3 separate regions of the Mus musculus genome follow, and regions 2 and 3 are each linked to region 1. Evidence: chromatin loops called from intact Hi-C (ENCODE). Cell type or tissue: heart. All regions are shown on one strand.

Region 1 (8,000 bases):
TAGCGGTAAGCAAGCTTTTGCCTACTAGATGCAACAACCAACAAAATGTCCCCATATATTGTTAAATGTCACTAGAAAGAGGGTGAAGGTAAAATCTGTCCTGAGTGAGACAGGCTGAGCCAGGGAAAGGGGCTCAGGAGAGCTGGAAGAATATGGACATTTGGAAACAAGGGGACTATGACGAGAGGAAGGGCTGCAGACAGTGATGTAAGTCGAAAACAAAACCGGCTAAAGCCTGCAGTGTGGAGGAGACAGTGTGAAGCTGAACTCAGCGTGGATGGAAGAGTGTCTTCTGGCTTCCTTGGACTCTGGAAACATGCTATCTCAGACGTGTTCAGCTCCAAGATTCTCCTAAGAGAGAAGTAAGTAGCAGGGCTGGTCCTGGGGCTTAGTGGGAGAGCACAGAGCACTGTTGACCTGTTGACCACTCCATAGAATGACAACACTGCCTTCCCAAAGGCACACAGCAACAGAGGCTGCCCCTGGACTCAGGACTACCCCGCTGCAGGGCACAGCCTCAGTAAGCAGGAGGTATCCCCACTGAGGGGCCCAGGGAAGACAGAACAAAGCAGGGGACCTAGCAGAAAGAGGAGACATAGAAAGCAGAACTGTGACTAATAAATACAGTAATACATTCTGCAAGAAAGCCCTTAAGCCCAGGAGGGTGTGGCCTCTCAGCAGCACAGGTGAGGGAGTACCTAAGTAGGGCCAGCAAAAAGAACCACCCAGCTGCTATAGATGCACATGAAATAAACGCAACAATAGGGCTGTTGAGATGGCCCAGCGGGTAAGAGCACTGACTGCTCTTCCGAAGGTCCTGAGTTCAGATCCTAGCAACTGTATGGTGGCTCAGAACCACCCGTAATGAAATCTGACACCCTCTTCTGGTGCGTCTGAAGTCAGCTACAGTGTACTTATGTATAATAATAAATAAATCTTTGGGTCGGTGCAAGTGAGGACGACTAGAGCGAGTGGAGTTGACCAGAGCCAGCAGAGGTCATAAAAAAATTCAATTCCCAACAACCACATGAAGGCTTACAACCATCTGTACAGCTACAGTAAGTACAGTCACATACATAAAATAAATAAATAAATCTTTAAAAAAATAAAAAAAATGCAAGAGTAAATAGAGCAAGTAGAACAGAATGAATGCAGAGAGCTGCCATTCTGGTGATACGGCCACTGGCTGGAGACATGGCTGGGTAGCTAGGAGCACTGACTGCCCTCAGAGAGGACTCAAGTTCAGGTCCCCATACCCACATGGCAGCTTATACGTGTCTGTAGGGCCAGCTCCATGACACCGTTTTGTGGCCTCTGTTGGACACACTGTACATATACATACAGGCAAATACTCATACTCATAAAATTAAAATAAAATAAACCTTTGAAAAACAGTCCACCGTAATTGAAGATTTGATCCTTTAAACAGAAGAGTTTTATAGGTAGATAGAAGGAAATGAAGGACAGAGCGCCGTGTCAGACATACACCCCTGAGATCACATTTACGTGAGACAAATAATTTGAAAAAAAAAAAAGTTTCTTCTATACTTGAGGGTATGCTCTGTTCCAGTTTTCAGCTACTTCAAAATTCAATGACTTCAAAGCCCAGTGCTCAGAGGGTAAGGATGCTAGCTGCTGGGCATGAGAACCAAGATATGATACCTGGGACCCACATGGAAGAGGGAGAGAACCAATTCCTGAAAGTTGTCCTCAGACTTCCACATGAATGCTACGGCACGTGTGCATACTACCCCTGAATGAATGAATGAATGAATGAATGAATGAATGTAAAGCCTCAAGTTAGTGACTTCAAGTTACGATGATTTGTTTCATCATTAGGTGGTGGAACCATTCGGAAGCAGAGGCACTGGTAGGAGTCTGGTGGGTGTCCTCTTACAGTGGGGCCTCATTGCTTTCTCCTCTGGAGGGAGTGATGCTATATCTCAAGTGGCCAGAGAGATGGGGGAGGGGCCATGAGGCTGAAGCTTCATGGCTCCATCAGCTCCCAAGATCATGCATCTTTAATGACATAGGGTTAGGTACTGATGCTCAGGAAAACACAGAAGCCCCTGTAGTGACATCTGGGGAGAAAAAAAAAAAAAGAAATTATAAAGACGTTAAAAGTTCATGAAGGAGGGCAGTGTCGGAATACTGGTCTTTTAGGGCAGGAACCTGTTCTGTAGGTTCTTAATAATGATGGATTCTTGCCATTATCCACTTGTCAAACCTCACAGAATGTTCTACACTGAGGCCAAAGCCTAATGCAAACTGTGGGTCTTTAGTTAATACCCTATCAATACTGGCCATCAACCGTAACAATAGTGTAGCACTGAAGTTACCTATATACACAAACTGATAGGCCATGGTCACCCATGTCAGGGTAGAGTTGCTATTTAATACTCCCAGCTTTTAAAAATGAAGTGCAGGGCTGGAGAGATGTACCAGCGATTAAAAACACCTGTTGCTTGTTCCCAGCCCCCTCATGGTGGTTCATAACTATTTCTATCCACAGTTCCGGGAGGTCTGTTGCCTTCTTCTGACTTCCGTGGGCACCAGGCACCCACATGGTACATGTACATACATGCGGGCAAAACATTCAAACACATAAAAAATACATGTAGAGAACTGTATTAGACTGTGTACTTAGCAAGTATGGCTGTGTCTGGTTTGGTTCTGAAAGAGACATAATCTATATTTCTTGTACATTTGACTTTTTACTTTTTCAGGAGCTATGTGATTTTCCATCCTTAACAAGTAAAGGTAGTTCGACACAGATGAACTAACAGGTGCGAGGATAGAAACTGTACACAGATATTGCTGTGGAAACCGTATAGGAATAGGCCGGGGTTGCTGGTATGAACCATGCCAGAAATGGTAGGCACAGATGGGTCCCGTGAAGTGTGCAGGTGCCCTGTTCACCCTTCCCCAACTGCAGAAGGGTCAGGAAGCAAGTTTGGGCAGAGGGCAGAAGTGGAATTGAGACATGGGTCCACACCTTTCACCCTTTCCTGACCCCATAGGAGGCTCTGGAGCAGACATGATTTCAGCCAATCAGCAGAGGATGCCCTGTGACAGGACCGCCCTTAAGCCCCGCCCCACTGCTCTCTCTCTATAGGGACTCTGCAATCAGAAAAGGCAGCTGGATGAATAGCTTGCTCTCAGCTGGTTGTTGGGAAAGAGATATCCTTGGGCTAGAAAGTGCTTACTGGGCTCGCTCCAGGGAGCCCGCAGCTTCCTCTACAGTGAAAGCAGGGACAGAAGGCAAGGCGGACCTGTTGGAGAAGCTCAATGCCCTGCCGTCCATGTGGTCTCAGAGATGTTCCAGAAACCCTTGTCTTGTTGTAGAGTGTTAAAGCTCCCCCTCGCACTTTTTTAAATCGGGCACTCAAGAGGCAGAGGCAGGAGGATCTCTGTGAGTTCAAGACCAACCTGGTCTACAGAGTGAGTTCCAGGAGAGCCAGGACTACATACCTAGTGAGGCCATGTCTCAACAAACAAAACAAAACAAACAAAAGCCAAACAAACAAATAAAGAAAGCTTGTTTTAGACAGTGGGGAGCTGGGTGTCCTGTAGACACATAGTAGGGTTGTAGCACAACTTTGTCTCCATAGGAAGTTTCTAGTGGAAAAATTAAATGAGATTAGTTTTTTTTTTTTTTTTTTCAGACTTCTGTCCATCCATTAGTGAAGGGCATCCCCGGGAGAACCGAAGACAGAAGTGGTGGGGACGATGATGATGATGATGATGACGATGATGATGATGGTGTGTGTGTGTTTATATGTGGGGAGGGTCTGCTTCTAAGAGGAAGGGCTGAAGACAAATCTATGGCCTGATCTTCTGCGGCTCAGGAGAGCGACTTGACTTTGACTTTGACCAGTCCCGCAGGCAGGCAGGTAGCAGGGAGGCAGATTATAGAAGCAGTGCAGATCTGCTGGAGCACAGGTCAGTGTCCACACGGGAAGAATCACTCCTTCCAACTGGGAGGCCTGACGAAAGTATAATCACAGAACTCTTTAATCAGCCGGAGAGTCCCAGCTGTGAAGGTCTTCCACCTGAGAAGACCTCCTGGTAGGGCCTGCTGACAACCAAGCTATAGCTAGAGGACATCCTGACAGAAACTGTGACTTCCAGAGCAGGGAAACATCCATCCTGAAAGGCTCAGGAAATTCCTGGGTTCTCTCACTTCCCATGCCTTGCCCAGGTCTCCAGGGTACAGGGTAGGGTGGGCGGGGAGGACCCCGGCCCAGGGTGCTGTTCATGGTGCAGGAAAACTACGGAATCAGCGCATCACTTAACCCTCACGTCATAAATTCAATCTGAGCATCACACTTTTTTTCCCCCCTTATGAAATGAGAACTCGCATCCCTAGCGAGGCTGGCAGCTGAGTCACTCAAAGACCCCAGACTTTATTTACTCAGAATCCAGGCTCAGCTCTCCGTGGGGGCTGATGTTGCCTCTCACAGTGGGACTTGGGGACTGAAGCTTTTCTAGCCTATTGGTCAGCCACTGCCTCCACCCCTACCCCCCACCGCCATCTCCAGGAATTCCTTACCCATCCTCCCCATCCTATGCTTAGCTTCTAGGCTGCGGCGCCTATAGCCTTTTGGGGAAACAGAGAGGACACTGGCGCCTGTGACGTCCAGGAGGCGCCAGCAGCCTTAGGTGCCGAATCTAAGCCAAAGTTGAAGCCTCTCCGCCCCGCTCTGCTGAAACCAGATTGCCGCAGCCAACAGTCCAGCAGTAGCGCAGGTCGGAGCGCTCCCTGGTGGGCGGGCAGGGTACCCGCGGCCGCGCTCACAGCCAGTCCCTCCAGATCCGGCTCGCAGCTGCTCAGTTCCAGGGGCGGCAGAGCTGGCAGCGGGCAATGCAGAGGGTTCCGGTGGCAGGAACTGGGGCTCTGGGCCACCGGTTCAGGCCGCCCAGGAAATGCCTTCTCTGCCGTTCCGCCGGGACAAGCGGGGGATGGGAGGGCGAAGCCATCAGAAAGGAGGCGGGTCAGGCGCAGCTGCTAGGATGGAAGCCGGAGAGCGTGTTCTGCTGGAATCTTAGCTCAGGCCATTCCTTTTTAGAAAGTTTGGAGTCACAACAGGTTGCTAGCTACAGGACCCAGGGAAAGAAGGCAAGGACCACCACTGCCTTGCAGATTAGACTGGGTACTCGCTCTCATTAGGTAACCATGAATAAACGAACCCAAATAAGACATAAACCTCAGGTGTGCTGAAGCTGAATTCTCCCCTTAACATATTTTCCAAAGAGTAAGCATTGTGGATAAGTTTATTGGAGGGCATTTTTTTTTCTTTTTCTGGTTCTGGTGGTAGCACTTGTTGGATACCCAGGAACGATAGATAAAGGTAGGGGGTTCCAGTCAGATTGGCATCAGCTCTGCCCAAGATCGAATCTCAGGCTTCGCATTTGGTGTGTAAGGCCAAGCAAGAAATGGCATCTGCTGAGGTCTGAACGAGGGAAGCTATGGCACAGGAGTAACTCCCAAGTCACTCCAGGATAGCTCCTGGGGAGTTTGAAGGCCAAAGGACCAAAGCGTGCAGTCGCAGCCTGCAACTTGCTCCGAACTGCAAATTCTGACCCCGCCCACCCGCTGACCTTGGACGGCCGAGGCCCTGGCTTGGGGCATAGAGAGAACTCCCCTATTGTTCTCCGCAACCGGACCTAGTAGGCCAGGCTGCGATTTAGCCCTTAGGCGCTCAGCTCAGCGCCACACTTTTGGCAATTTCCGACGCCCACGTCTTTGCTTCCACTCGTTGGCTTCCTCCCTCCACCCCCGGAAAAAGAGACTCCAAATATATCCGGTGGTCTCGATGTGTAATCGCTCACTTAATGGCCTTTGCTAACCCACAGGACAGGGACCATTTCTATTTACACGTAGTCAGGCCTTCAGGGAGCCACGTGGGAACTGCAATTCACCACTTTCAAATCAGCAACTTCCTTCCCATCTAAATAACGAGAACTTGAAAAGGCGCCGGTCGGAGACCCTGATCTTTCCTTCTCGAACTGAAAACAAAAAGCCGGACTAGTGCTCAGAGATGCATTTGTTCCTACATTGACTGATTAACTTTTTTTTTTTTTTAATGAGGACTATTAAATCACTTCGAAGAACCCACATCTCAGCGACGGCGGTGGGGAGGGGTGTGGAAACCCTAGAAATCCTAACAGCTGCAATAAAGGAGAAGAAAGAAAAGTGTCCTCCGACTAAATGATTTCCCTCTCAACCGTTTTGTAGGAAATTGTCTTGGGCTAGACACATAGGGATGTCAAAAGAGTATAGCAAGAGCGCAGAGGTCCGGTGGCGGCCGCTCTGTCATCTTTGGTCACCGCTATGGCTAGGATGCACTTCAAATCCGAGGTGCACAACTCAAACCTACTTTTTTAGCTTGGCTCTACCGTCCGGAAGCCGGACCGTGGAGGAGCAGCAAGAGCTCTGGGCACTTGGGGACATTAATTCCGGGAGGGAGACAGTATGCACTCTGATTACCCCCACACTGTCTCAAATAGTTGAGTAAAGGGAGAAAGGATAAGATCGGTTCCGCTTCGCCCGCCGGTGCCCACCGGGAAGTGCAAGGCGCCTGTGGCCGCAGAGTGAGTCACCTCCTGCGTCCCCGCGGCCTGCACGGGGGTCGGAAGGAATGAAAATTCTGTCCCGGAACCGCACGCAGCCTGGCGTTGGAGGCCTTTCGGTCTTGCGGAAAATGGATTCCAGGCACCGAAAGGCTCTCAAGCCGCCACTTGGGTGAACGTCCCCATCCCGACTTTCCTAACTCCGATCGCCAGCGCAGAAATTTGGCCAGGCATCAGCGCCCGAGCTTCCCTCACCAGAGCTGACAGTTTCTGAGAAGACCCCTTTCCGGGCCGCCCCCCTGGACAAAGGTGCGAAACAAGGAAGCCTCGGAGTGGATTTTCACCATTAAATAAGTGCTAGTCACTACTCCTGAATTTACCCCATATCAACATTCGACTTAAAAAAAAGTTATTGGGGGAAAACGCCTAGGATTCAGTACAGAGTCATAGGTCAGAAACCCAACCAATCTTCTAAGCAGGGGCGGATGCCGGCTTAATTGTTTGTTCAAGAGAAAGAAGTTAGAACATCTATCAAATTAATGATGCCAAGGAACAGATACCCATATAAAACTCCGACATGTGACTTTAAGTTTCAACTAGTGTCTTTAAACTAAACAACCTTCCTTCTCTCTGTTCACCCCCCAGGCCTTTTCAGGAGAGTTTGGAAAGAGTGAGATAGTGTTTACGTCTGTCCCTATTAAGCGCCAGGCACAGGGAGACCATTCTGGACAATATTGAGAGAGCGGGAAAGTTAGTGACTTCCGCCGAGGTTTTCCCTACTTAAACTTCCTAAATCAGGGTCTGTTGGAGGCCCTTCCCTGAGCCCCGATTATGAAACTGGGTTTGCGGGTGGGGCTGGAAACACGTCTGGTCGGCTTTCCCTCTTCCATCCCTGTCTCTTTTCTGCAGCTTTTACACTCAGGAGCCGGATGGCGGGACCCTTGGATGAGGACTGGCATCTTTGTCACATAGGCAACTATAGCCAAGACTGGCCTCAGAAGCGAGTGTGGAAAAGCGCGCGTGTATAAGAGAGCGCCACTCAACCGGGTGGGACCTCTTTCAGCGTTGGGTCACTCCAGCATCCTCACCATCTGCTCCTGTCACCAGCCGATGGCCTCGCCTCCCTGAACCCGCCCCTTGAATTCTGAAGCCAATAGCAACCCCATACTGCTCTACCCCCCTTCGCGAACCCTTTCCACACCCCCACGTTCCGAGAGACGATTGGCTGTTTCGACTTGGGTGAAGCTCCGGCATTTGCATGCTGCTCGCGCCTCCTGGTAGGTAGCGCAGCCCGTCACTCGGAAGGCCGGGACCGCCCACTCCACCTCAGTGCTGGGCTCTCTTCCTGCGCAGTTCTCCGCCGCAGCCTCAGCGGGCAAGCGCCGGGGCTGCTCTCAATCTCCTGGCTGCGAGGAGGCAGCCCCGGC
Region 2 (8,000 bases), 150 kb before region 1:
TATGGGACACACTGTCTTAACAAATAGACCTGGTATGGCAGATGGCTCAGCTGGTCAAATGCATATCTGCAAGCCTGAGAAGCTGATCTCAACTCCTGGAGTGAACCCATGGGAGGAGGAGAGGACCAACTCCTGAAAGTTGTCCTCTGATCCTCATACACATGTCATGGCTCACAGGAGGGGGCCACGCACACACACACACACACACACACACACACACACACACATCCCAAATTAAAAGAATACAATAAAAACAAAGTAAATTTTGTTTCTTGTTGGTCTAAAGGTTAAAGGTATAAATGCAGAGGAAAAAGAGGCTCACTGACAAGAAGTTGTAGCTGGTTCCAGAAAAGATATAAGAAGGTCCACACATTCTTAGTCATTTATTAAAGATTACTGTCCTGGAAGTCACCTAACTGGGATTTTGCCTGCTAAACTGTCTTCCCCACATCTTGTACTTTGAACTTGTATAGTATTTAATACTGATGGTTCACTTATGAGAATACATAACCATTTCCCCATAGTTAAACAACAACAACAACACCCATCACCACCACCACCACAACCAAAAACCCTCAGTCTTTAACAGGGTTCGTAAGGTTATTATTTTTCTCAAGCATAGGTTGTTTTTTTTTATTTATGCTTTTTTTTCCTATGCTCAGAACATTTTACCATCACTAGGCTCCAATACTGTGAAAAGGGCCAAGTGAGGAGAGGGATGCCTTCCTGATGTGGTAAACCAGACATTCTGACATCACCAAAGGAGGTGGGTGCACAGTAAATAAGAAACATGAAACAAAGCTGTACAAAATGCCCTTTTATTTTTATTTTTAGTGTTACTTAAAGCCTTACAGGTTTATTTTATTTTAGAAATGGTTAACACCTCAACCCCATGGTGCATACCTGCATTTCTAGTATTCAGAGGGCCCAGGCAGGAGAAACACCAGTTTAAAAAAAGTCGTAGGCTACATACTGAGGTCATCTGAAAAAAAAAACAAAAGTTCAAACCCAAACCTCATCCTATTTGACTTTGTCTTTTTAAATTGGGCACAGCATCCGTCTTGGAGAGCTGCCCCAAGCTCAGTTGACTCTGTCTCATGTATCTGCAGCAAGCTTTAATGCAGGTTGTTCAGCCCCCTAGGCCATTCACTAAATACATCAGCCAGGATACAAGAAACTGGGGTTTATTTGTTCTTCCGGCTTGTTCTAGCTTCAGGATGGCTGTCTCAGCGCCAGGGTTCATTCCCAACCCTGCTTCCTGAAAATAAAACAGGCAAGGCAGAAAGACCTCCCTTCACATGCTCAGTAAACAACAGCAACAAAAATGTCTCCAGAACTTAAGCAACAGGTTCTTCTTTTTCTTCTCTTGTCTGGGCAACACAGCCATCCTACGTCACTGTCCAAAAACTCTGGAAAACGAAGTGAGAGATGAGGGTGGATGACATTATGGTATTTTAAAGCAACTCTGATTCCTCTTTGGTATTGGGAATTCTTTATCCCTCGCTATAATCAGTGTCTATTTATTACAAAGGTGGCAAAGAGAGCTTACCCAGTGCACTTTCCTGCCACTCTCCCATTCTAAATAATTGTAACCTTCACTTTTAGTATCCCAAGACTCATGGGTGGAGCTGAGCCCTGGAAAGTAAGGATGGGAAAGGGTGCTGGCAGACTATAATTGAGGTGCCTATCTGGAATGATCTCAGAGAATGATCCCACTCTGATGTGATCAGTCACCTTAGAGGAACAAGGGGGAACTCTGAGGAGCTGAGCTGGGTGGTCAAGTTCCCATGAGGCTGTAAATTCCAATCATTTAAGAGTAGAGCATCTACTCTAAGAATTCCCATCAGTAATTTACAAAGCTGCCATGCATGCCAAACTGTGCCTAGAGCTGGGGATGGGCCAACCACATTGTTACAGGTGCTCAGCATGGCTCTGCCCATGAGGGCCACAATGTAGCAAGAGTGGCAGAAGGAGAAGGGGCTAGTTTCTCTTCCTCCCTGCTTCCCATCTGCTGGAAGCACAGTTTAAAGATGTTACTCCCTAGCAGTAGTTGAGTCCTCTTGAAGTTTTCTCATCATGCAAAGAATCAGCATGGGGCTGGAGGTAGAGCTTAGAAGTGCCTGCTTCATTTAAACCCTCAGTAGCAAGGAACAAAGGAAGGACCCCAACTCACGACCATTAAAATATTTCTTTTTATTTATCCCTATTGTAAGTAAGATTTTTTTTTTCCCAGAGAGGAAGTATGCTGATGCCAAGGAATACGAAGCAGAGGCTGGGGAACTTGTAATCAGTGAGAAGCTGGCATGATGAATAATGAAAACTGAGGGAGTCTGTGGTGGTTTGAAAAAAAAAAAAAAAAAGACCCACATAGGCCCATAGGGAATGGTCCTATTAGGAGGTGTGGCCTTGTTGGAGGAAGTGTGTCACTAAGGGGTGGGCTTTCAGGTCTCAGGTGCTCAAGCCAGGCCCAGTCTTTTCCTGCTGCCTTCACATGCTGATGTAGAACTCTCGGCTCTCCAGCACCATGCCTGCCTGAATGGCACTATGCTTCCCTCCATGATGATATGAACTAAACCTCTGAACTGTATGTCAGCCACCCTCCGTTAAATGCTTTCCCTTGTAAGTGTTGCTGTGGTCGTGGTACTTCTTCACAGCAAGGGAACCTCTAACTAAGACAGAGTTGGACAGTCTTTAGACAATTTCTATGAAAATAACACCTATTATCTCCATAATGTATTCATGTATGAAATATATGAAGATACTTATATACAACTATCTTCATAAAATTTTACATCTACAAAATTGGTATCAACTGTCTACACTAAGGTTTTAAGTATATTGAAAGTTGTATAACCACCCCACAATCAATTTAGGACTATTTTCATTTTCTCTCTATCTAAATGAGCCCTGTACCCACCAGCGACATTCCTCTTTTCTCTCTACTCCTCCCACTAGCACCAGGTAATTACTTACCTACTGCCTCTCTTTAATGACTTAAGAATTCTGGAATTTTCATACACATGGAAACTATCTAATACATGGCCTTTTGTGATTGATTTCTTCAACTTAGTATTGTTTTCATGGTTGTAGTATGTATTTGCACTTTATTTTCATTTCATGGCAAATAGGCCAGTATGTGGATATGTCACAGAATATCAGTTGATGTATAACTTGAGTTATATCCACTTTGGGATATTATGAGTGAATGAATGCTGTCATTTGTCTTGGGAATATACCTGGGAAAGGCACAGCTGGGTCAGGAGGTAGCGCTGTGTTTAACTTATTGAGGAACACCTAAACTGCTTTTCCAAAGTGGCTACAATATTTTATATTCCTATAAACAATGTATCAGGATTCCTACTTCTTCACTAACTTGTTAACTCCTGCTATTGATTAATTTTGTTTATAGCCATCTTATAGGTGTACAGTCCTATCACTTTTTGGTTTTATAACACAAATTTTAAGAGACAACTATAAAGAGATAGGAAGTACAGTAGACTGCTATACAATCTACAGTTTGAATCACGCAATCTCTCTAGCCCTCAGGTTCCATACCATGTAACCATTGAGTTAGGTATCTGAGATCTAGTTTGTAAAGGGCTAACTTATTTATGATGATCAGAGTTCCAGGAACAGTGGGTCTAATTAACCAAGATAGCTGTAAAGCAGAAGGCCTCCCCTAAGCAGCACTCACTGTTGGTGTGATTAGATCCCAAATTGTGCTTTTCATTTGTTGATTTAAGGTTTGTACTTTGTAATATTTCACTTAACACAGCATTTCAAAGTGCTCGAAAAACAGTGGATTGAACAGTTGTTAACTTTTCAGTTATTCACCAGAAATCCATCCTCTTCTTCCTTAGTCTAAGATTAATTTGATGGGGACAACCATTATCCTAGGTCCACAGTGATGAACTGTGATGGGCCTCAGAAAATCCCATTCTCTGCTCTGTCTTCCTGGTAAACTGGAAAACTCTCACAGTTCCTTCTACTGAGCAGCAAGTTGGCTCTTCAAAGCCTTTCTTTAGCCTACTTCACAGAAATGCTAACCTCATTCCATAGCGCTTTCTACCTTATCCCTATCGGGATGACGCTCACCATGACCAGTTCTTGCTGCAGAGACACAGTGCGTGCTCTTACACAAACTCCTGTCTCAGTGGCCCCTGATCAGCACCTGAGGTGAACCACAGAGATCTCACCTCATCGCTGAAAGCAAACACAAACTGCCCTTGTAAGTCATGTTTTGCTCTTTTAATGAGTTTCTTTCTTCCTCGTTTTTTTACTTACCAAACTCCACGAGAAGCCAACAGCCTGCGCAAGATCAGCCTGGGTGACAACTGAGGAGGCATTCAATTCTTTCAAGCTCAGGGGACTGCCGGGCCGGGCCGGACTCCAGAGCCCTAACCCCGCCACGACTCGCCTTCCGCCCGCGGGCTCCGACGATCTGTCCCTCCCGGGCAGAGAGCTCACCTAGTCTACATCTGGAGCGTCTGAGGGGAAAGCGAAAGCTCTACCATCCGATCTTTATAAGCTCCGCTAGCCTAGCTTTCAGAGAGCGCTGGGAGCCGGAAGTGACAAGAGGAAGTCCCGCCTCACTCAGAGGGCGGGCTAGCAAGATGGCGGCGCCCAGGAGCCGGTGAGGTGAGAGGCGTCCTGGGGTCCTGGGGACTGCTGCACCAGTACGTTATGGCCGCGTCCCCGCACACCATTTCCTCGCGCCTCCTCACAGGTATTGTACCCGGTTGGGAATGATCGTGGACGAATTGTTTTCTTTTTTGCCATGTGCGGTACCGTGTTGCCGGCCGCCTGCAACCTTGGAAGCCCTTGGCTTGTCACTTGGCAGGGAGGTGACCTTTAGGGTCACCTGAAGGGACGAGGCCAAGTATTGTGGACCAGCTTTGCACCGTAGGCCAGGTGGTCCCTAAGGCTTGATATCCCGTGCTCTTTGGAGTTTCAGACAGTGCAAGATGGAGGGACAGGATAAACCATGGGGCTCCACAAGCCTGGCACATGAGAGCCGCGGTTCCTGGCCACCGCCTTTTAATGACAAGAAGCGCACCTCCCCCCCCCCCCCCCCCCCGTTAAGGAGCTGTCTTCCAGCTTAAAGTGTTACCTTAATCACCATGATAATGATAACTGCCAACTGAATCCCATTGAGCCAGCGCTGTACCATCAGTATGGCTCCTTCCATCAGAAGGACTTTTGACAGATGTGTGTTTATCACAAACTCTTGAAAAGCTCCTATATTTTACCTTTTCAGGGAGGCCAACCTTAGCACTCTAACTAAAATAGGAGTCTTTATCCTTCTTTTCTTATATCATATTAATTTATCATGAATAACACACGGTGTAATTGTTCACACCTGCAGTACAGATGTGCAACAATTTAGTGTGTTCCTCCCAGTAAGAGAAACACTTTGTGAAAGTAAAGATAGTCTGTCTCCCTGGTTCACCACTGTATCCCTCATGCCCAGAGCAATGCCTATGTGCATTGGTGATGCTCAGTCATTTGTGAATGAATGAGATTGTGCTGGTAGAAATTTTAAAGAGGAGGTTGGTTTTGTGACTAGTATCCATGGATGGTGGCAAAGTGATCTATAGTACAGACAAGATAGTGGAAGCCATTGTGTACCTTCTCACAGCCCAGAACCATCCTGTAGGCCTCCCTGTCACTTACACACTGCCCACTGTGTCTGGCTGACTGTGGTGATCACTGTGCTTCTGTAGAGCTCTTTTCTCCCGTGCGTTTGTATGATCCCAGTGCAGATCATTTGACTTTCTTTAATGAAACATTTACGCGTCTATAATAAGGTAACTGAGCTAGGTGATCTCAAAGGTACCTTCTGGCTCATAAACCAGGGCAGGAAGTGGAAGGGTGGGTAGAAGAGACAAAGTTGGGCAGTACTTGGTAATTGTCAAAGCTGTGCGTTGAGTGATAGAGCCTCCTTGGACACCTCTTTTCATATGACTGTCATTTTCTAAAATAAAAAGTTTATGGGGTTCTTCGTGTGTGTGTGTGTGTGTGTGTGTGTGTGTCTGTTGTGAGTCTTTCTTGACTCACTTCTTTGTTACTTTCTGTAATCGCTGATTGTGAGTATTCCTCGATGCAGACACTCGGTACTCATTCTTAGAGGGCTCATCTCAGTGCTGGACTATCTGTCTGTACGGACGCTTCTTCTTTGTATACAGATTCCTCAGGGCAACCTTTCTTTCTACTTTTCTGTTTGGTATTTCAGCTTCTTTTTTTTGGGGGGGGGGGTTCGAGACAGGGTTGGTTTCTCTGTGTAGCCCTGGCAGTCCTGGAACTCACTTTGTAGACCAGGCTGGCCTTGAACTCAGAAATCTGCCTGCCTCTGCCTCCCTAGTGCGGGGATTAAAGGCGTGTGCCACCACTGCCCGGCAGTATTTCAGCTTCTTCTAGGACAATTCTGTTTTGACTCTTAAGTCTCATCATGCTAGGAGACAGGTTGCATATGCACCCCCCCACCCCTCTGTTCTAGGATCAGCCTCTGGAGCTGTAAAACAGTGGGAACTAATAGCTTATTTTCTGAAATTGAGCATATCTTCAGAAAAACCTGCTCATATGTAAATATATGAAAGATCCCTCTAAGAAGTTTGATGGGAAGAGTCGGCAGAGGGATCATTAAGGTTGTTTAGTAACTAGCAGTTACTTCTGAGTTGGCTCATAAAAGTTTAAGTTTTTCTCATTTCCATTAAATATGGTTCAGGAACTTTAAGTCTCCTTAGTTGATTTACAAAGCCCTGCAGTCGCAGTCCAGTGTTAATGATGAGTATAGGTGTTCTGATTATCTCTTCAGATTTTAATATATCTGTTGAAAGTCCTGTGGATCTTAAAGTGTATTTTCATGTGCTTACTTAGGCCAGAAATTGCTTTTATTTTCTATGTATTTGTTCATGGACACTTGACACACTTTGACAAAACCAAGTCACTTATAAATACAGTTTCCAAGCTGTGTCTCTCCCCACCCCTCACAGTGTTGTTACAGCCATTCTGTACAGTTTCAGATTGACCCATCTAATCTAGAACGAATTTCCAGGGTGGTTCCAAGGCAAACATATATCCATTCACTTGAAAGTAAGCGTGTCATAATTGCGATTTGAAGATATGACTTCAGTGCCAAATTGGCTTACCTCTACTTTCAGATAATGGCCTTGTATTTCCAAGGACAGGACTTGTTCTCACAGTTCAGGAAGTCTACTTGTGCTAGTCAGTTACCAAATGTCATTTCACTTTGTTATATGGCAAGTGTCCAGGAGCTGTAGTAGCAGAGTTGACTAAAGAAGAGACTCTGCCATCTGAAGAACTAAACAATATGATGATGGTGTTTTGAGAAATCTTTCCTTGGGGAGATGGAAACAGTGCCTACTCTCTCATCATAAGGTCCTAATCAAAAACCAAAGGATGGTTCCACCAAAGTTCAGCCTAGGGAGCCATTGTTTTTATTGGGTTGCTTATAGAGCATGGGTGAGGGGGCTACCGGCAGGAGTAGGAGGGGATATCAAAGCAGCTGCACTTGCAAGTTTGTACCCAGTGTAGATGATGGCTTCCCCATAGCCATGAAAGGGCACCTTTCCCGGCCTTATTACTCTAGTATCTCTAAGCCTGAGGCCATATGCAGTTAAGGCAGAATAGCAAACAAATGGTTGTGAGGAGTGGCTGGATCAGGTGAGAGTCCAAGTCCTCCCCAACCCCTCTGGGAGGGAATGCCAGCAGCTATCAAGCTGGATCCTGATGGACTCTTGCAAGCAGGCACTGCCAGTCTAGTGAAGATAGAGGCTGTTTCATTCCGAGCACTGCATTCTATAACCGATGAGAACAGTTTGCTTCAGATTTAGAGATCCATGGCCAAACACTAGGCAGAGATTGGGGAAGCCCATGGAAGAGGAAGAAGGATTGTAGGAGCCAGAGAGGTCATAAAAACATGGCTGGAAGAATCAGCTAACCAGGGCTCATAGGAATTCATAGAGACTGAACCGACAATC
Region 3 (8,000 bases), 290 kb before region 1:
TGTTCATTGGTAAATTGAACATTTGGGATTTTGTTTTAAAACAACAGGCTATAAAATGATAAAATGATGTCTCAAAAAACAAACAAACATAAAAACAAAAACAAGAATGAAAACAAACACAAACTAAAAATAAAATCAAAATGGAAAAAGAATGGAAGGGAAATCTGAACTAGTCACAGATCCAACATCTTATCTGAAATGTGTGAGAACAAAGGGGTTTGAGTTTTGATGTTTTTATTGTGGAATATTTATATCTACACAATAAGGTATACTGGGGATGTTTTACAGCTCTATACACAAATTATTTAGGTTACTTCTATGTCTTAGCCTGAAGATAACTTTATACAATTATCTCAGTATTGTGGTGTTTGACCCATGATCCATCATGAGGCCAAGTGTGGAATTTCCACTGATAGCATCATGTTGGCATTCAAAATGTTTCACACTTTGAACTATCTCAGTTACGATTTTTCAAACTAGAGATGTCTAGCCAGAGTTAAGTAAAGAGGGGAGCAGAAAAATGCGCTATCATCTGTGGTTTTAAAAACAAGTATAGTTGTAATCGTTCTAATTATATGAAGTACCTTTGAAACAAATATGCACGAAACCAGCACTGGTGTGCAGCTGGGAAGAGATAGCTGCCGCTTTAAGGGTGAGAAAGAGAGAAATCCATGTGTTGCCTTCCATGTTAATTATTCAAAAACCTAGGTAGTGCCTGGAGAGGTGGCTCAGAAGTTAAGAGCCTGTACTACCATCACAAGGGACTCACGTTCAGTCCCAGGAACCTACGCCAGGTGGCTCACAACCACCTGTAACTCCAGCTTTATGGCATCTGATGTCCCTTTCTGGCCTCTGAGGGCACTTCACTCATATGCACAAACCCACACAGAAGTAAACACACATTGTTAAAAAATAAAATCTTTTTTTAAAAAATAACTTAAAAACTTGTATTTCACTTTCGCTTTTAAAAAGATCATCATGGGAACCCACCCCAGGCAGTAGGAAGAAGGCACATGTCATGGGTGTTTGAGTTATTTAGTCAAAATATGTGTCACTTGCATTTGGATTATTCAATGTGAAGCCACTGTTGAAAGAGACCAAGGGCCAGGCAGTCAGTGGTGGCTTATGCCTTTAACCCCAGCTCTTGGAAGGCAGATCCACGAGGATTTCTTAGTTTGAGGCCAGCCTGGTCTACAGAATGAGTTCCAGGACAGCCAGAGCTACACAGAGAAACCCTGTCTTGAAAACCCAAAAAATAAATAAATAAGAGAGATTGAGAGAGAGAGAGAGAGAGAGAGAGAGAGAGATTGAGAGAGAGAGAGAGAGAGAGAGAGAGAGAGACCAAGAATTTTCACGTATCTCTGAAGGCACTGCAGCTGGGATGTGGGCTGGAGCCACAAAATGTGTCTGTTAATAGAATTCCTGTCTCAGAGGTGCAACGCTGCCACCCGAGCGACACATGGAATCCGGCTTATTGATAGATGAATAAGATTGAACATGACACCTGTGTCCAGGGAATCCCCTGGTGCCATTTAGCTAACACTTAGAACAGCTGCTTTAGAGAAATTACCTTCAGACCGGGCTCACCCTGGCAGAACAAAATCATCACTTTAAGTACTTTCCCAGTTCCCCATAAATGAGGATTCTTGTCCTGCAAGAGAGAACAGTGCCATATTTTATTCAAAAGCGACTCTGTCGATTCGTTTTTATTTCCCCTGCTATCTACCTTAGATCACAAAGCCTGTTACAGCAATGTCTTTCTGAAGGATTCCGGCAGTGCCATCTTTGCAGACTTCAATGGCCATCCGAAATTTATGCTCAGTGAAGCACAGGGACCTTTCAGTGTCTGCTCTCAAACCGCTGTTGCAGCCTGCTCTCACCCACCCCCATGCCTCTAGACAAGAGCCCTGGGCTGCCTTCAACCCTGTCACCATCTTCCCAACCTCTAAGCCATTGCTCAGGCTTGTCTCTCCATTACCTTCTTAATGAACCACCGCTCGTTTATCAGGCCTTGGATCCAATTCACCTCCCAATGACATATTCTTCAGCTCTAGGAGACCAAATTGATGGATACCTTCCTAATTCCAGGGCAAAGACTTGGCATGAATCCCTACTGCACCTGTTTACCACACTGCCTGATTGTGTCTCTCACCCATCTCTCCCCAGTATTTGTCATCCCCATTAGGGACTGGTGTAAAATATTCATGTTTATACCCACTGTGCCTAGGTTACCAGCTTCCAGAACACAGGAAATGCTCGGTGCTGTCTCTATAGTGCACATGAATGCTCTAATGGCTGCTGAAATTTCCACTTCCCTTCCTCATCTCAACTCAGGCAAGCTACTTTGCCTCAGACAGGCTGTCGCACCCCAGGCAAGTTGCCCCAAATGGAACTTCTACTTCTCTCCAAACCTTCCCTTTCCTTTGTCTCTATTCTTCACGATGCACACCCAACTATGGTGTGATACTGCTGAGCCCCAACCAGGATGTCTGAAATAAAACAGCCAGCTGTGTTGATGAAGATGTGGACTTTTCATTTGTTACCAGCAGTATGCATGGACCGTGAACAAAGATGTTCCTGACAGCACATAAACTGGACACAGCCCATCACCAGAAAGACAGAAATATATTGAGTCATCCGATGGAATGCTACAGAGAAGTGGAAAGTTTTACACAGCAAGGAGAATTTAAGTGTCCAAAACCAAAACCAAACAAACAAATCAAAGCTCTAAGTCAGGAAAAACTTGTCTATGATAGAAATCATTGCTTGGAGCATGGAAACCGTGAGGAAAGAAGGAGAGCTCTCCTGAGATATGGCTAAATATTCCAATTCATGATGTCAGGTACTACAGTCCTTGCATTTTGAAGCTGTATCAGAATTATGATTTGTATTATACTGTACTAAAAACAAAACCCCACATCATTTAAATAAAACCATACAACATCTAGCTTGCACCTTCATATACATGTAGTCATCATCAAATGGTAACTTGTGGAAATTTGCTGCCCTCCATGCATCTAAGTACATTTGGGAGGAGGCTCAAATTGGTTTTGAGTTGAGCTAAGACCGTCAGTATGTATATTAAGTTTACCTTTGACTTCTCTCCTTGGAGAGTATTGAAGCCAGTATCTGTAGAGCTCAGACAACCTAGTTTTGGTTCTGTGGGTGGCTGGATAGCTTGAGTGCCTCCTTCCCTGTGGAATCGTTGGTTAGACAGGGGCTGTTTGGCGTCTAGGATGCCAGCAACTTCTACTGTATTCATCTCCTTCAGATCAACACTATTTAAAGACAGGGCCACAGATCAGTGGGTGCAATATTAACCGTTTAAAGCTTATTTAAAATGCACATTGTAAACCCCACCTGGATGACCAAATGCGTTCCAGAAGGCAGGATCCCAAGTTTCTGTCTTAATAAGATCCCCCAAGTACATTAATCGTGGTTTTTATATCCTATGTTGGAATGAAATTGCAGTTTGAGCTTAAAATGTGCCCCCACGGGCTTGGGTGTATGAACACTTGGCTCCCAGCAGGTGGTGCTGTTTGGGAGCTTGAGAGATTGAGGAGTGTTTAGGACATGGACCTTAGCTGGTAGAAGGTGTGGCTAGGAAAGGGCCCTGAAAGTTACAACTAATGCTACTTTCTACCTACCTACTTCTTTTTGCTTCCTTGTCCACGCCATGCATATAAAGAAGCCACTGTCACACATACCAGTTGCTATTAGCTCACCACCCTTTCTTTCCACATGGGCTGAAGCTATAAGCCCAAATAAATTTTTCCTCTCTTAAGTCACTTTTGTCAGGTGTTTGGTCACAGTGATGAAAAAGTAACTAACACAGGTGTGTTGACAGCTGGGCCCTCATCCATTGCTTCAGGGTTAGCCAGTTTTTAGAGCTAGTTACTCAGAGGGTATTTTTCTGGTTGAACTTGTCAACCAGAGCCCACCCACTAATCATGCCCTCTATCAAGCTCCGGGGCTGATATCTACCATCCCTGATCTCCCCAGGACCAGCTAACAGACCACCAGGGACAGCCCTTATGCCAGAGAGCCCTGTGTGAGTACAGTAAGCTAAGCTTACTGGTCTTTCCAGCCAGGTTATTCATGCAGGAATCACAATGCATCTCATGCCTACCTCTGTCCCTTCCCTGTGTGGCCCCAGCATCGTGACACATCTCACTCTTAGTAGTTGTAAACTATAAGCTACTTTTTCTTTCCCTTTAAAAAGGATGATTCCTTTTACTTTGTGTGTGTAAGCATGCATGAACAAATCGCCCTAGAACATTAGTGGGAGGTCAGAAGTCAGCGTGTAGGAGTCTGTTTTCTCCTTCCATCATAGGGATTGAAGTTAGGTCATCAGACTTGGCATCAAAGACCTTCAGTGGCCCTGCCTCTCACAAGCCGCACAAACATTTTCAATGTAGTTGTCACCTTCTCTGTTGGTCTCTCTATGCCTTTACTATAGTCTACTGGGTTTTTCTGGTTTCTACCTTCATCCAGACTTCTGGTTTACTACCAAGACAACCTCACACAGGTCTTCTGCCCCGAGGCTACCACAAGGTGACATACAGGTTTTGCTACCTGTACTACACTGCCAAACTCCTCTGGAACCAGAAAGCCCTTGTGCATCACCCTCCAGCCCTCCACCCCATCTCATCAGTTCCCATCATCCTTTGTACATGATTGTCGCCGTGTTGACCCTCGCTCCAGGTTTTCCACTCTTAAAGTTGAAAGTTAAATAAAGCATAATAGCTGTCACTGTCTTTAGTGAAGGAAGCTCAGAACTACAACAGGAAGGAAAATGTTCTCTTCCTCTTCCTCTCATTCTTTCTCTTCTTCCTCCTCCTCCTTCCCCTCCCTCCCTTTTCATTTCCCCCATTCTCCTCATGTTTCTCTAATGAAAACTTGTGGAGTTTGGGGAAATGCAAAACATCAGGCAATCTCTCAGTAGCTCTTTTTTTAAACATATATATATATATATATATACATATATATATATATATATATAAATTTGGTTTTTCGAGACAGGGTTTCTCTGTGTAGCCCTGGCTGTCCTGGAACTCACTCTGTAGACCAGGCTGGCCTTGAACTCAGAAATCCACCTGCCTCTGCCTCCCAAGTGCTGGGATTAAAGGCGTGTGCCACCACTGCCCGGCTTACTTATAATTTTTACTTTTGTACTTATCACTGTAACATCTTAGAGCCAAGAGCAAATAGCTTTGTATTTAAAGAGTCTCTGTGGTTTCTCCTTTATATATTTCTCAGATTGAAATCCTTCAGAGTCCACCAGACAGCAGAAAATTCTATTATCTCTCAAGTTCTCCCCTCAGTATCTCCTCTTCCATGGATGCCGCTGTGATTTTCACTCTGAGTAGAGCTGTTCATTCCATTTTCATTCTCATGGCAGTTTTCTGGGACTCTGTCATGTAACCCATCCTCCTTTGTCTCCCAGCTGGCTGCATGTTTAATAAAATTAAATATATTGTAATATTTAATATTATAATGTTAATACTATACATTATACAACATTGTATGATAATAATACTATATTAAATACTCATATAAAATGTATGTTTAATATAATACTTATGCTATAATAATATTGTAATATGCACATATAAATGTAATCTAATATAGACACTATATATTTACACGTATATTCTAAGAGACTCCTTAAAACAATATAAGCTATTGCTGTTGCCTTTGATTTCCTCTCAGAAGGCAAGCCCATATTGCTAAAGATAACATGCCTTTGAACACAAGACTCAGAGGATCCAAGCTGGCTGCGACCTGAAAGCCTCCTCCCGGAAGACTAGCTTGTATAATACCAGAAGGTTCTGTGTGAGCTACCAACGGAGGGAAGCAGCTGGTAGTCCTACACAGCTATGATGTCAGCAAACCACAACAATGACCAGCATGGCAAGGTATCCTTAAGGTTGTGAGAGTCACATGCGTATCTTGGTAGCAACCAACAGTTATCTAATTGAACTTAAGGCCTGATCAACAGGAGAGAAATTCTGTCTGGTACTGGAAACTGAGTCAGCTACCCATATCTGGAGAAATCGTGGATCTTAAAGGAGCACCTACAATCTCCAGTTTTCCAGACCTAACTATATTCTAAGTACTTAGACTTAGATCCACAGACAAGCATAGCTCTCACCAATCATCAAAGAAGCTTCCCTTTGTCTTTGTATCAGAGACCATTATAGAAAACCACAAACACTCAAAATGCAGAGAACAGCTGATCAAGGCTGTTCACTTCCTTGGATACATACAGCACACAACCCCTACACCTAAGATTCAGGGAACATCTCAGATGACGGGGGAGAAAAGAGTGGAAGAGAGGCAAGAAATCTGCTGTGATACTGTGTCTCCTAAAAATAACATGGAATCTCTACCCATAATATCTCAACAATATGGCTGCCCAAAGAAGACCTGAAAAATCATCATCAATAGACATGCTAACATAGGAAGGGAACTATCACAGGGCTGCAAGCTTAGACAAAAACCACAGGCAACTAAGAAATGCTGAGAGGCAGAGAACTAGTTTTCCATAGGGATAAGCCCCTTAATCAGTTATCCAATGCCAAGCTGTCAGCTATGAAACCATATCCGTACAACCAATACTAATGGACTCAACAGACTGTATTTATACATTTATGCACCTCTATGTGCAGCAATAATAAAGAAAATGATTTTAATTCTCAAGAATTTGGAGGGAACAAAGCAAGGATGGAAAGAGTTGGGGGATAAAATGACAGGAGGGGAAATGGTGTGATAATATTTTAATTTTTAAAAAGCAAAAGTAAAAAAAATGCCTGCCACATCTAACTACATAGTTTACAGTGTTTCTCTATAAAGTGGCCTTCTCTTGTCCCTGAAGGGACTGAAGAAAAACCTTTGGCTTCATAGTTATGAATTAAGAAGAGAAAATCATAAATATGCCCACAGTTTGGCAAATATCATCTTTAGAACTTTATTGGGTAGAGAAACGTTTGCTGGCTCCAGAGTACTGACAGTCATCCAAGGTAATTTTACAGCAAGTTCTCATACTTAAAATCTTGACTTGGACATCCACCAAGTCCATGCAGGAGTATTCTTATATGGCCAGGATAGCTCAGCTGCTCTGGGAGAAGAGGTTCTCCTTAAGAAGTGATGCAGAATAGCCTGAGGAGGAGGAGGAGGAGCTAGTTGCCCTCTTGGGTGTCAGAAGCTACAAAAGTGCATCCTGGGATGGCAGCCAGATTCAGGTGTAATCAAGCATAATGCAGGCAGCATTGGGATGGGAATTAAAAAGCCTGGGACACGATCAGGAGGAATAACTGGGCCCTAGGCCACCTGCTGTTTGGATGTAGCTAAGGGATGTGTTAACATTCCATTCTATAATGACTGCCTTTCTCCTTGGTTCGTAAACCTCTTTTTCCTTAGCTCAGAGGTATAAGCTCAAATTAGTTCCTGTAAGTATGATGTCTACAGTATGAAGGGTTTATAGAATCACATTTGATCTTCTTCCTTACATGGTGTAAATGCTTTGTGAGTTCGCTCCATGAGTGCCAAGCGTCTAAAATCTACCCACCCTTCCCCTTTATGACCTGGTTTTCATCAGTTTTGCTTCTTGATGAATTCCTAGATTAGAGATGAATGCATTGTTTATTTTCATGCTTCTGTTCCTGAACTGCAGGCTTTAATTGGAGGTCTTCTTATAAACCTCCAGGCCTCTGGAGCTCACCTTTCTCCTTTGATTGTTAGTGTGTAGCTTCCTGCCATTTCCAGTTGCCGAGTTCTAAAGGATGTCAGGTTAGCTGCGTGTTCCTCTCCCTATTTCCTGACTTCCATATGCTGCTGCCTACCTGGATGTTGGCCCATGATGAGCTAAAATGTTTCAGACCCACACAGGACTGGATGAATATTCCTGTGTCTCTTACTGAAAAGTAGCTTCCATTTGAATACCCAAAATGGGTAGCTATTTCCATCTGCCAGGACTCTGTTCCCGGGGCGTTACCCAT

Evidence for each region. Hi-C counts contacts between places; a loop is a spot of excess contacts. Peaks named below come from ENCODE experiments on the same cell type or tissue, not always from the same donor. Only the 100,000 strongest peaks of a DNase experiment are listed, where the experiment ranks them.
Region 2: it touches region 1 in a loop (2.6-fold over the local background); 15 of 42 quality-filtered maps call a loop at or near these places.
Region 3: a loop joins it to region 1, with 3 times the contacts of the local background. A loop is called at or near these places in 12 of 42 quality-filtered maps.

Annotation. Positions count from the first base shown.
Region 1 is chr11:63,922,207-63,930,206 of GRCm38, reverse strand. Hs3st3b1 (heparan sulfate (glucosamine) 3-O-sulfotransferase 3B1) reads left to right here and starts at 7,923. Exons shown (of 2, transcript NM_018805.2): 1 at 7,923-8,000. In heart, a CTCF peak has its summit at 4,765 (motif pointing left); DNase peaks (open chromatin) are centred at 4,906, 5,646, 6,736 and 7,796; H3K4me3 peaks cover 3,640 bases; H3K27ac peaks cover 1,475 bases; H3K27me3 peaks cover 2,839 bases.
Region 2 is chr11:64,076,062-64,084,061 of GRCm38, reverse strand. Cox10 (heme A:farnesyltransferase cytochrome c oxidase assembly factor 10) reads left to right here and starts at 4,590. Exons shown (of 7, transcript NM_178379.3): 1 at 4,590-4,726. The coding sequence starts at 4,684. 2810001G20Rik (RIKEN cDNA 2810001G20 gene) reads right to left here and starts at 4,578. Exons shown (of 2, transcript NR_033780.1): 1 at 4,285-4,578; 2 at 803-1,409. In heart, no CTCF peak of the experiment used is centred here; a DNase peak (open chromatin) is centred at 4,561; H3K4me3 peaks cover 2,326 bases; H3K27ac peaks cover 1,370 bases.
Region 3 is chr11:64,216,624-64,224,623 of GRCm38, reverse strand. No RefSeq gene overlaps it. Among named protein-coding and RNA genes, the nearest start is that of Gm12290, 56 kb to the right of the region's middle. In heart, a CTCF peak has its summit at 3,524 (motif pointing right); no DNase peak of the experiment used is centred here; H3K27me3 peaks cover 1,016 bases.